2 separate regions of the Homo sapiens genome follow, and region 2 is linked to region 1. Evidence: chromatin loops called from intact Hi-C (ENCODE). Cell type or tissue: heart right ventricle. All regions are shown on one strand. Each heading gives the region's core, and the rest is flanking DNA. Links, peaks and the distances in the headings are about the cores only.

What was found. Peaks named below come from ENCODE experiments on the same cell type or tissue, not always from the same donor. Only the 100,000 strongest peaks of a DNase experiment are listed, where the experiment ranks them.
Region 2: it touches region 1 in a loop (2.8-fold over the local background); 8 of 110 quality-filtered maps call a loop at or near these places.

What each region holds. Positions count from the first base shown.
Region 1 is chr3:125,040,456-125,045,826 of GRCh38, reverse strand. The region is part of intron 1 of HEG1 (heart development protein with EGF like domains 1); the gene reads left to right. Among named protein-coding and RNA genes, the nearest start is that of HEG1, 13 kb to the left of the region's middle. RefSeq lists an enhancer at 1,441-1,954. In heart right ventricle, for the core only: no CTCF peak of the experiment used is centred there; DNase peaks (open chromatin) are centred at 1,897, 2,564 and 2,936; H3K4me3 peaks cover 2,248 bases; H3K27ac peaks cover 5,000 bases.
Region 2 is chr3:124,777,448-124,782,818 of GRCh38, reverse strand. The region is part of intron 10 of ITGB5 (integrin subunit beta 5); the gene reads left to right. Among named protein-coding and RNA genes, the nearest start is that of MIR544B, 48 kb to the right of the region's middle. RefSeq lists enhancers at 1,663-1,722, 5,000-5,371. In heart right ventricle, for the core only: no CTCF peak of the experiment used is centred there; DNase peaks (open chromatin) are centred at 1,688 and 2,258; H3K4me3 peaks cover 1,341 bases; H3K27ac peaks cover 5,000 bases.

The DNA of each region.
Region 1 (5,371 bases), core at 166-5,165:
GTTGGAAGGATGAATGGAGCTGATCCACATGGACGCGCTTTGTAAACATGCATGTGCTGTGTACGTGTTGGTCATGAATGCTTCCCGGGAACACATCAGGCGTTATGTCTCTAAGAGAGTCAGGCATCAGGAAGAGGTAGACATGGAAGGATGAGTGGAAAATTGGAGAGGAGTTGGAGAAAGGGAGAACATTGCTGAGAAATCTCAATAGCCTTTTCAGTTGTTCGTCTCTGTCCTGTCATCTGTCTGTGATTGCCATGGCTAACGCTTTCCCATCTCTTCTGCCTCCCACCAGGTGGGATGTCCTTCACAGCTCTACCCTTGACCTTCTGCCTCCCCCTCGGTTCAGTGAACATTTATGGAGCACCTGCTATGAGCCACAGTCTCTCATAAGAGACCTAGGATTGCGAGAGAATAAGCTAGAATTGTGTAACAAGATAAAATAGTCCAGAGGGAGAGAGTTGTCTCTGGGGAATACTTCTTGGAAGGGGTGATCTCTGAGCTGATTTTGCCAGGAGGCCGAGGGGAAGGAAGTAGGACAGTCTAGGTAGAGAGAACTGTGGGACAAAGGCAGTTCCCTGTTTTCTCCGAGTGGGTGCTTCCAACTACAGTCCAGTTCTGTGCCTTCAGCCATCTGCCAGCATTCGCACAGGTTTAGTGAGCTTCACTTTAAACCAACAGGTAACAGTTATAAATGCAAACACATCATCTCTTCCTCCTCTAAGACCTGACCTCCCTTTGCTTGCTAATGGTCCCACTAATCTCCCAATAATGCACTCAAACCATCATCTTCGTCTCTTGCCACCTTTTCTTACTTACATGAAATCAGCATGGACTCCTCTCTCTCCCTTCCTCCCATCCTTGCTTCCTCCCTTTCTTCTAAATCGTATCAGAGCGCTGAATTCCATTTGGACAGTGAGTTACATAGGACATCAAGATGTCATATCCCTGTTTGTGTCAGGAAATTGCAGTTTGGATCCCAGTGTCCTTAGTGAGACATCCCCGAAGCCCACAAGGAGGAAGCCTAGCTCTGTCCTTTCTGGCTTTTGCTTTCAGTACATGTTACCCTTTCTCTGGAGCGCTCAGTCTTAGTTTTGCCCTTTCTTATTTCATTCTTTCTCTATTTCTGTATTTTTTTTAAACTGGATTTTCATTGCAGTCAGACGGACCTGGGTTTGGATCCAGTTTTACTATTTGCTGTGTAACCTTGGACAAATTACTTAATCTCACTACACCTCAGTTTCCTTATCAGAAAAGTAGGGATAATAACGGGAGGACCTCATAAGGCTGTCGTGAGGATGGATTGAGACAGTCTATGTGAAATGCTTAGCACAGTGGCTGGCATGGAGTGGATGCTACCTACGTTTTGGCTGCAATATAACAATAATAATCATTACTATTGTCCTGCTCTGGTATGTCTTTTGAAAAAATTCCTTAACTTTATTTCTTTTTGTCTTATTTCTCTTTTCAGCCCCCGTCCTTGCTTCCTCTTTCTCTGTTTTATCTTTCTTAAATGGCTATGGCATACAACTGATTTTTTGAAATACTGGTTATATTTGAATAGAATGTCAGGTTTCCTAATCTTGATTTACAAAACGCATTAGCAGACTTTACATTTCTCCCTTAACTAGATTTTAGCTTCTCCCCTCGGAGGCCCTGGAGCTCCCTCCCATCAGCCAGCACAGGCCTCAGAGCCCTTGGTGCTGAAACATCACTCCACGGCTCCATTTTCTAGCAGTCGTCAACGCTCCAGACAAATGATGTTTCTATGATTTCCTCAGAGTCCTGGGCCACTTCACAGAGGTCTGTCGAGTAAATTAACTGCAGAGCTTCTGAAAGTCAGCCGCCAGCTGTGTGGACACCGGGGCCCGGGCCCAGGCCGGGCTGCCCAGTGTGCACACCCCTGGGAGCAGGCCCGTTTCCTCCCGCCCCTCCTGCACCCGCCTCTCCCCCCTCTTCCTCCTCGGAACCAGGATGTTTTTCCTCGCCTTTTTATTGTTTCGCTAACCTGGCAGGTCTCCTTTGGTGGAGCCCTGCCACCCAGCTTCCTCTCTGGGTGTGATCAAATGTGACGGTGACAACACAGGAGACCCGGAAGGCCCGCACCACCCCGCTGGCACCCTTGGCCTTCGCGTCCAGAGGGGACTGGGAGCTACCAGCTTCAACTTCTTTCTAGAAACTCCCCCTTTACCAAAGAGCCTCCTCTTCAGCCACTGTGTTGGATGTTTATTTGTCAAAGGATGAGAGGGGCAAAGAAAATGGAGGCAGCAAGGAAGGTGCCCCTAGAAACAAGGTAGACCCCCTTTCCTCCCTGCAGAAAGCCTTTTTGTTCACTTATTTAACCAACTGGGAATCTTCTGACCTTTGACCCTAGGACTTTTCCTCAAGGCCTTGGAAAAAAAAAAACCTATAGAATTCCTTTTAAAGCAAAGAGCTTGAGGTCACTCCAAGGTCCTTCATCTTTCACTCCTGCTGGGATAGGCTGTATCCCTCCTTCATGCCCGAGGCCACCTCAGAGCCAGTTCTATTTCTGGAAGGCTGACCCTGACTTGGGAGCTCCAGGCCAGGCCTCCCCTGGGTCTGGGTTCAGTCCAGCAGACGTCTGTCACCCGGAGAGAATGCTCAGCTGAACAAGAGCCGACCCCTCACAGGGAGGGGAGGTAGATTTTACTTTCTTCATCGCTAGAGCGCTTGCAGGGGAAGCGTTTTAAAAATCTGATCGTCAAATCTCATGTCTAGCACTTTCCAACATGCTTGATTTTTCTTAGGGCTGCTTCTTTCAGAGCAAGAACAAGGAAGGAAACGAAACTCCCTGAGAGCCCTGGACAGTCCAGATCGAGGGCTGAGTCTTTTGTTCACACAAACTCATTTGGCTTCTAAACGTCCTCCACCCAAAATCATTACATCCGCAGCAGCATTTCAAAACACAGCCCAGAGTGGCCTCGCTGAGTGGGCGGCTGCTTTTCTGGGGAGGCTGCAGCCACCTTCCCACAGGCCCCCAAGGTTCTTGCATGTCCCAGAATATCCCGCTGCTGGCCACCGGCCTGAAATCCCCCTCATCCGGAGGACCCTTGGTGGAAGGTATGAGGCAAAGAGGGCCTGCAGGGGAAGGGCCCCTGCTGTCTGAAGGGGACTGGGACTGGCAGCCGTGGAAGGGAGGATGAGTTTCTAATCCTAACCTTGCCCCTTCCAAACTCCCAGGCACAGTCTCAGTGTCTACCCCTGGGGGGCCCGTTCTCACACCCCAGAAGCATCATAGGGACTTATTAACATGGTCCAGCTCTCCTGGAACTCCTTGAGGTAGATTCTATACCTGATTCATCCGTGTAACCCTCACAGTGTCTTGCTTATGGTTGGTGCTCAGTAAATACATACTTTTTTATTTTTTTATTTTTTTTGAGACAAGAGTCTTGCTCTGTCACCCAGGCTGGAGTGCAGTGGCATGATCTCGGCTCACTGAAACCTCCGCCTCCCAGGTTCAAGTGATTCTTGTACCTCAGCCTCCTGAGTAGCTGAGATTACAGACATGTGCCACCATGCCTGGCTAATTTTTGTAGTTTTAATACAGACAGGGTTTTGCCATGTTGGCCAGGCTGGTCTCGAACTCCTAACCTCAAGTGATCCACCCGCCTCGGCCTCCCAAATTGCTGGGATTACAGGCATGAGCCACTGCGTTTGGCCTAGTAAATACATACATTTCTTATTGTAGTAAAATATGCACAACATAAAATTTACCATTTTAACCATTTTTAAGTATACAGTTCAGTGGCATTGAGTACAATCACAATGTTGTTGCAATCATCGTCACCATCTGTTTACTGAAATTTTTCATCATCCCAAATAGAAACTCATTAAATAATAACTTCTTGTTCCTCCCTGCTTCCAGCCCCTGATAAACCTTTATTCCGCTTTCTGTCTCTGTGATTTTGCCTATTCTTGATACCTCATGAAAGTGGAATCATGTAATATTTGTCCTTTTGTGGCTGGCTTATTTCACTTACCATCATGTTTTTAGGGTTTACCCATGTTGTAGCATGTGTTAGAATTTCCCTCATTTTGAAGGCTGAATAATATCCCATTGTACGTATATACCACATTTTGTTTATCCTTTCATCTACTGATAGACAGCTGGGTTGCTTTCATCTTTTAGCTGTTGTGAATAATCCTGCTATGAAAATGGGTGCATAAGTGTCTGTTTGAGTTCCTGCTTTCAATTCTTTTGCATATAGACCCAGAAGTGGGATTGCTGGATCAACTCATAACTCTTAAGGTTTTGAGGAACCGCCATACTGTTTTCCACAGTGGCTGCACCATCTTACATTCCCACCAGCACTGCGGGAGTGTTCTGAGTTCTCCATATCCTCGCCAGCATTTCTTTTCCATTCTTCCTTTTTGATAATAGCCTTCCTAATGGGTATGAAAGTAAATATTTTTTGAATTTATAAATGCTACTCATTGGTGTATTGCAGATTTGAAACTGTTACTATACCTCTTGGACCTCAGTCCTGTGAAGGTCAGGTTATTTGGTTGCTATGGTCCCTAAGGGTAGTGGTCACCTTTGGAGAGGGATGGGGGCACCAGAGACAATCCAGGTAACTTTGGCCAGAATGAAGGATGTAAAGCAGTATGGATGCTAGTCAGTAGAGCTTGCCACACGCCGGAAATCAGTTTAGCAAGAGCTTCTCTCTGCTCAATCTTCACTGGTTTTCATTTGAAAGTGGTCAGTTAGGAAAGACACTGGAATGAAGGAGCTGGGCTCTAGTCTCTGCTCTGCCACCTATTTTCTGGGTTAACCTGGGCAGGTGACTTATGTACTGAGCCTCAGTCTCCACTTCTGTAAAATAGGGCAAGAATTACCCTCCTGCCTGCCACTCAGAGGGTCAGAATCTAAAGGGATAATTTAGGCCATGAAATTATCCTGTGAAAAGTGCTTTGTCGATTGTAAAATGCATGGGAATTTTTTTCTTAATTTGATCTGTGGGAAGAGAAGCACAGATTCATTCTCCTGGAAAGGACCTGTGAACAGTAGTCTGCCCCTCTTCAGTCTGTGGCCATCCATCATACTCAAAGGGGAATTTTAAAGGAGGGTGCTAAAAGTCCTTTAAAAAAAAAAAAGCCTGTTTTCTCCCCTCCCTGTGTGAACAATTAAATTTTAGGAAAATGTTTTAAAATGACAAAGAAACCCACTCTCATAGGTATAAGGATCCATTGCTGGTATCTAAGACAATGTTATATTTTCATTTGATTGTGGTCCACCAGTCCCCAAATTGAGGATCCCAGGAATGCTCTACCGGGGAGGCAGGAACGGGCAATTCCACAGCTGAGCATCAGTGTCTTACTGTTCTGGAACCGCTCCCTTTTGAGCAATATG
Region 2 (5,371 bases), core at 198-5,197, 260 kb after region 1:
CACAATCTCAGCTCACTGCAACCTCCTCCACCTCCTGGGTTCAAGCAATTTTTCTGCCTCAGCCTTCTGAGTAGCTGGGATTACAAGCGTGTGCCACCACACCCAGCTAATTTTTGTATTTTTAGTGGAGACAGGGTTTCACCATGTTGGTCAGGCTGGTCTCAAATTCCTGACCTCAGGTGATTCTCCCGCCTCGGCCTCCCAAAGTGCTGGGATTACAGCCGTGAGCCACCGTGCCCAGCCCACAACCACATCCTTAAAACAGTTGTCTACACTTGCTGCCTTCCTTCACTGACTCCCTCTCAGTCCTTAACTCAGTCTAATTTGGATTCAGTCCTGTGACTCCACTAAAATAGTCTTCCCATGTCCCCAGTGACCTTGTCTTGATAAATCTATGGGCTCTCAGCCCTCATCGTACTTGACTTCTCGGCTGTAGTGGACTCCGTTGGCCATGCCCTCCTTGAAATGCTCTCTTCCCATAGTGGTAAGGAGTATGGGCTTCTGGTCAAACAGATATGGGTGAAATTCCAGCCCTGCCACCTACCTGCTGTGTGGTTTTGGATCAGTTACTTGGCTTCTCTGTGCCTCATTTCTATATCTGTAAAAATTAGAGTAATAATTGTACCACAACATAGGGTTATTATTGGGAGGACTAATGAATGAGATAATCCATGTAAAATGCTTAGAACCATGCCTCGCCTATTGTAAGAATTCCATAAAGTTTTACTATTATTAAGAGATTTTAATGGCTTGTTATCTCAGTGGAATTACAACTTCCCAGAAGGCAGTAAACATTGAAGTACAACATACATTTCTCTATTGCACATTGACTAAGAATATCCCATGTCCTATAAGATAGACAAGGCACTATTCCTCTCCTACTGGTGAGGAACCTGGACCGCTGCCCACAGCCAGCAGGTAGGTGGGTGAGGTTGCACGGCAGCACTGCTCAGAGAGGACTTCCCCAGCAAGTCTGAGGAGTTGCACAGTGGAGGGACAGGGATAGGACCTAGGAGAGCAGGGGAGACGTTCCACCAAAGCTGAGTTCTAGGGGTGGTTTTAAGCAAGGGAGAGCTGTGCTTTCTTTGTGAAAGAAACAGCCCTTAGTTGGCAAGTTCTCCAATGCATAACTCCCCCAGGCATGGTAATGCTGTTTACAAGCGCAGGAAACCCATGGTGAGAACAAAACTTTTCAAGAGCAACTTCTCTCTTGCCCTTGGAGATTTATTTAGTTGCTACTGAGGTGCCTGGACCCAAGCTGAGATCCCTTGTGAGGAAGTTGGGAACACGTCCTGTGCGTTTCAGAAATCTCTGTTCTTTACTTTTTCTACAATCAACACCAGCACATGGAGGGGAGAGGGAAAATAGTGGGATGGGCATATTGCTGTGGGGACCAGGCTTGGAGACACCCTGAGAACACCAGGCAGCACAGGTCAGGTGGGGACACACGAGGGCATGGGAGGACAAGGGGTCTGTTACGTAATCCCAACCTGCTTGTCAGCAGAGCCAGGAATAGCGCTTCTTAGGAGGGATTTCCCCCCAGGAAATCTTCAAAGCCCCAGACAGAGGCCGCAGTCCTTGGAAGCTTATGTATGTGTTTGGCCACAGTGAGCCCATCCCGGGTCTGGCTCTGGTGCTCCAGAGAGGACTGTGGTTGGCCCAGCATGTGAGCGCCAAGCAGGTCTGTCACCGAGCTCTCCCCAGCCACTGCGCATTCCGCACTTTGTAATCTCATCCCAGGCTGCCCTGGCTCGGCAGTGTCACACGGCCCTCAGCCACACAGACACCAGCGAACTGAAGCACACAGCTGCTGACTTGGCTTCCTGCTCTGCCTACGACAGTTGATGGAGAGTTCCAGAAACTGGGCCCAGAGTCTCACACAGAGCTGGCTAGAACACACATGAAATCTGACTTTGGGTGATGATAGGGAAATTACCTCCCATGTGTAAAGGCTTCCAGCCACACTCCCTCTATGTCTTTGAGCCACTTCCTGTTTACATGGCCACCTTTTCGGAGGAGAGGGGAAGAGGGAGGAGGAGGGGACACTGCCGGGGAGAGGGGAGGGTTCCCTGGGGGATGTGAGGAAAGTGGGGAAACACGGGGGGGGGGACACTAAGGCAGAACTGAGATGAGACGATGAGAGGAGGTGAGTGTATGTGCAGGAGACACTGACCGTGGGCATGGGGGTGGGGGACAGGGCCGTGAGAAGAGAGAAGGGGACGGCCCTCCTGTCTCAGGCGCTGAGCCCAGTCCTCCCTCTTCAGCCTTCTGTGAGCCAGAATGGACTCCCGGAGGGGATGGAGCTGTGCTGAGGGAAGCCAAGGAAGCCACAGTGCATTCCAGAGCTAGTGGAAACTATTTTTGAGCCAGCTATGGAGAGATGATTTGTACCCTGAGGGCCTGACGTCTGCCTGGTTATAACACTGAGCTGGGTGAGGATGGGAAGAAGAGAACCCCTCCTCATTTCTGCCCCATCCCAAGCTGGCTCCTTCCTTCCTGCAGCCCCACTGCGGTCCTGCTAGCCCTCTGCGGTCACCCATGGCTGCCTTGGGCCTCTGCAGACCCAGAGTGGCGTTTGGGGGTGAATGGAGCAGTGGCTTTGTTCCTGGGCCAGAGTTGAGGGTCCCCGTGCCCTGCCTCAGAGGCCCTGCTGAGGGTCCCCATGGTCCCTGTGCCCTGCCTCAGAGGCCTCCCTGAGGGTCCCCGTGCCCTGCCTCAGAGGCCTCGCTGAGGGCCACTGTGCCCTGCTCTGGCATGCCTCAGGGAGCTCCCCACGCAGGGCAGAAGGGGGCCTCTGTGGTGTGAGCCTCCCCGCCAAGGCTCAGACTGGCCGAGCAGCTCCCTCAGGCTCTGGGTGTTGTCAGTCCTGGCTGTTCTTGCTTCCGACTGGGCATGGCCTCGGTCACCTCATGAGGCCCTTTAACTGTGGAAGTCTGTGATTTAAGCTGACAAAAAGGGTACCCCTGAACATCCTCCAAAAAGACCTGTGCCAAGCTCCCCCCACACCCCGCCATGATAAGGCAGTGATGTTTAATGAGCCAACACTATTCTAAGTGGTTTATAGAGGTTAAGCGAGCTAACTCACACAACAACCCTACCCGCAAGGCATTTTTACTGGCCCCATTTAAATATACAAAGGGGTGAAACGGCAGCCACTGCTGGTAAATAGCAGATTCAGGAGGCCAGCCCGGGCAGCCTGATTCCAGAATCCCTGTGTTAACCACCGCACTCCACTGCCCCCTTTTCCAGGTGGTTCTTCATAGCCCAGCTCTGTTCTCCACTGCCCATGTTTCATGGTGAACAGGCTCCTCTTCATCCTCAGCCTTATGCACAACTTCCCACCTGCTCCTTCTCCTGGGTCTGTTGGTGCCTGAGACCACAGGGTAGGGGGAGGTTGGGGAGGCTGGTGGTGGGAGGCCTCCCACACCCAGGTCACACGTTTCTCGCCCCCCAGTACTGCCTTTGGCTCATTGCCTTCCATCCCCTTTGCTCCCTCTTTTGAGATTGTCTCATCCCTCCACTTTTCCTGTCACATACCTCCTGGTTACCCCCTACATTCCCCAAAGACCTGATCCTGCCTCACACTCTCGCCCTCTGCCCCGAGTTCTGCTGTTCTGGGTGCCTTGCCTTTCCCTGTGGACAAGCTGTACTACACGTGGGTCTCCGAGTTCCTAGAGTGTCAACTCCAGTGGCACCCACGGCAATGCCAGCTCCCGTGTCCTGATGCCCCATGTGTCAGAGATCACTTGGAAGAGCACTGATGTTTCTGACAGCATTCCTGCAAGGGAGGCATTATCCTCATCAACACAGGAGGAAACGGATCATCAGAGAAGTTTAGGGACCTGCCCAAGGTGACCCAGGGATCTGAACTGAGCTCCAGCCCACACCCTCAGCTTGTCACACAGCTGGTCACCCTGTTTCCCTGAACTCCTCTGCTGTTGGAACTTAAGGCTTCAGCATCTCCCCATGGCCACACCCTCGCCCTCAGCCCAGCCTCTCCTTCCTCCCACTCCATCTCTACTGTGATCTCTTCAGAGTTTGCCATTCCCTTGATTCCTTCATTTCCCCATCCTGCACGACTTTCTTCTGAATGGTTCTCTTTAATCTGAAGAATGCTCAAATGTATCCCATCTGCAAAATCCCCCATCCTCCTTGTCCCCCATCTCCGCCTGTCCCCACACAACTAGGTTACCTGTGGGAGTCCCCTACGCTCACTGTCACCACCTCCTTACACCCTGCAGGCTGGATTCTGTCCTCACTGCTTTGTGGTGCAGCCTGGTAGCTGCTTTAGGATTTGCCTGCCTTGACCTCCACAGAGCGTCGATGCTGGGGCTTCCTCTCACGTCTTCCTGGGCTGACAGGGCCACTGGCTCCCCTTCTGCCTCCCAGCCTGCCCCTTCCTCTGAATAGCCAGGATTCAATTTTATAAGAGGAGGCAAGAGGCTGTGTCTTGGCCCATAGCCCACACAAGCACTTTTGCTGATGGAAAGCTGTTGAATTCTATACAGCTGAAAATCTGTATAAATAGACACATTTACAACTTCCTGTCCATTTGGCTATCAATCATTGTAACAAAGGTACTAATAATAACAACTTGCATGTGTAGCAGTTCACAGCTTGCACAGGGATTTCACATGTCCTTCAGTATCCCTATCTATGTGTAATGAAAATATTTTTTCCGCAGGCACTATTAAATTCAACTCACTTTGCCAAGGTAGCATTAGATGTTAGCTTTGTTTTGATGAAGAGTCCTGACTTAGGTCCTCTGAGCACTGTCCGCCAGGATGTTGTTCCCAATCCCCATGATGGTGATTGATAGGTTATTGATCCTTGGGACAGGGCCAAATGACGCTGGTCCTTTTGATGACATGTGTTCCTCCTAGGGCAGTAGGAGGGTCTGGGGCTGACCAGAAGATGCAGGCAATCTCTGAGCACGCAGGCTGAGGGAAAGGCAGGTTGAGGCTCAACTGCAGGAGCTGAGACATTTGGATTGGGATAAAATGTGACCAGGCCTATGTAGCTTTTGACTGTCTGTGTGGGTCACGCTTTCTGAAGGAGTCTTGGAAGTCTTGGTTTCAACCAAGGTGGCCCAGTAGTTGTGACTTGTGTGCCAGCTCCCACCACTTGGTAGAACCTACTTGGAGGACTGCATTGAGGATTCTGAGGGCAAGCCCAGGCCCCTTGGAGAAGACTCCTATGAGGAGACAGCGATGCCTGCCACAAGTGTGGAGAAGGAGATGTGCAGCGTCTGCTGTCACTGCTTTAGGCTGTCTCTGAAAGGCAGGGAACTACCCAAGGTAAACTCAACTGGGACTATTATCAGAGTCACAAAGGACAAGCATTCTGGTGGCTTCAGTGATTTCATCAAGTG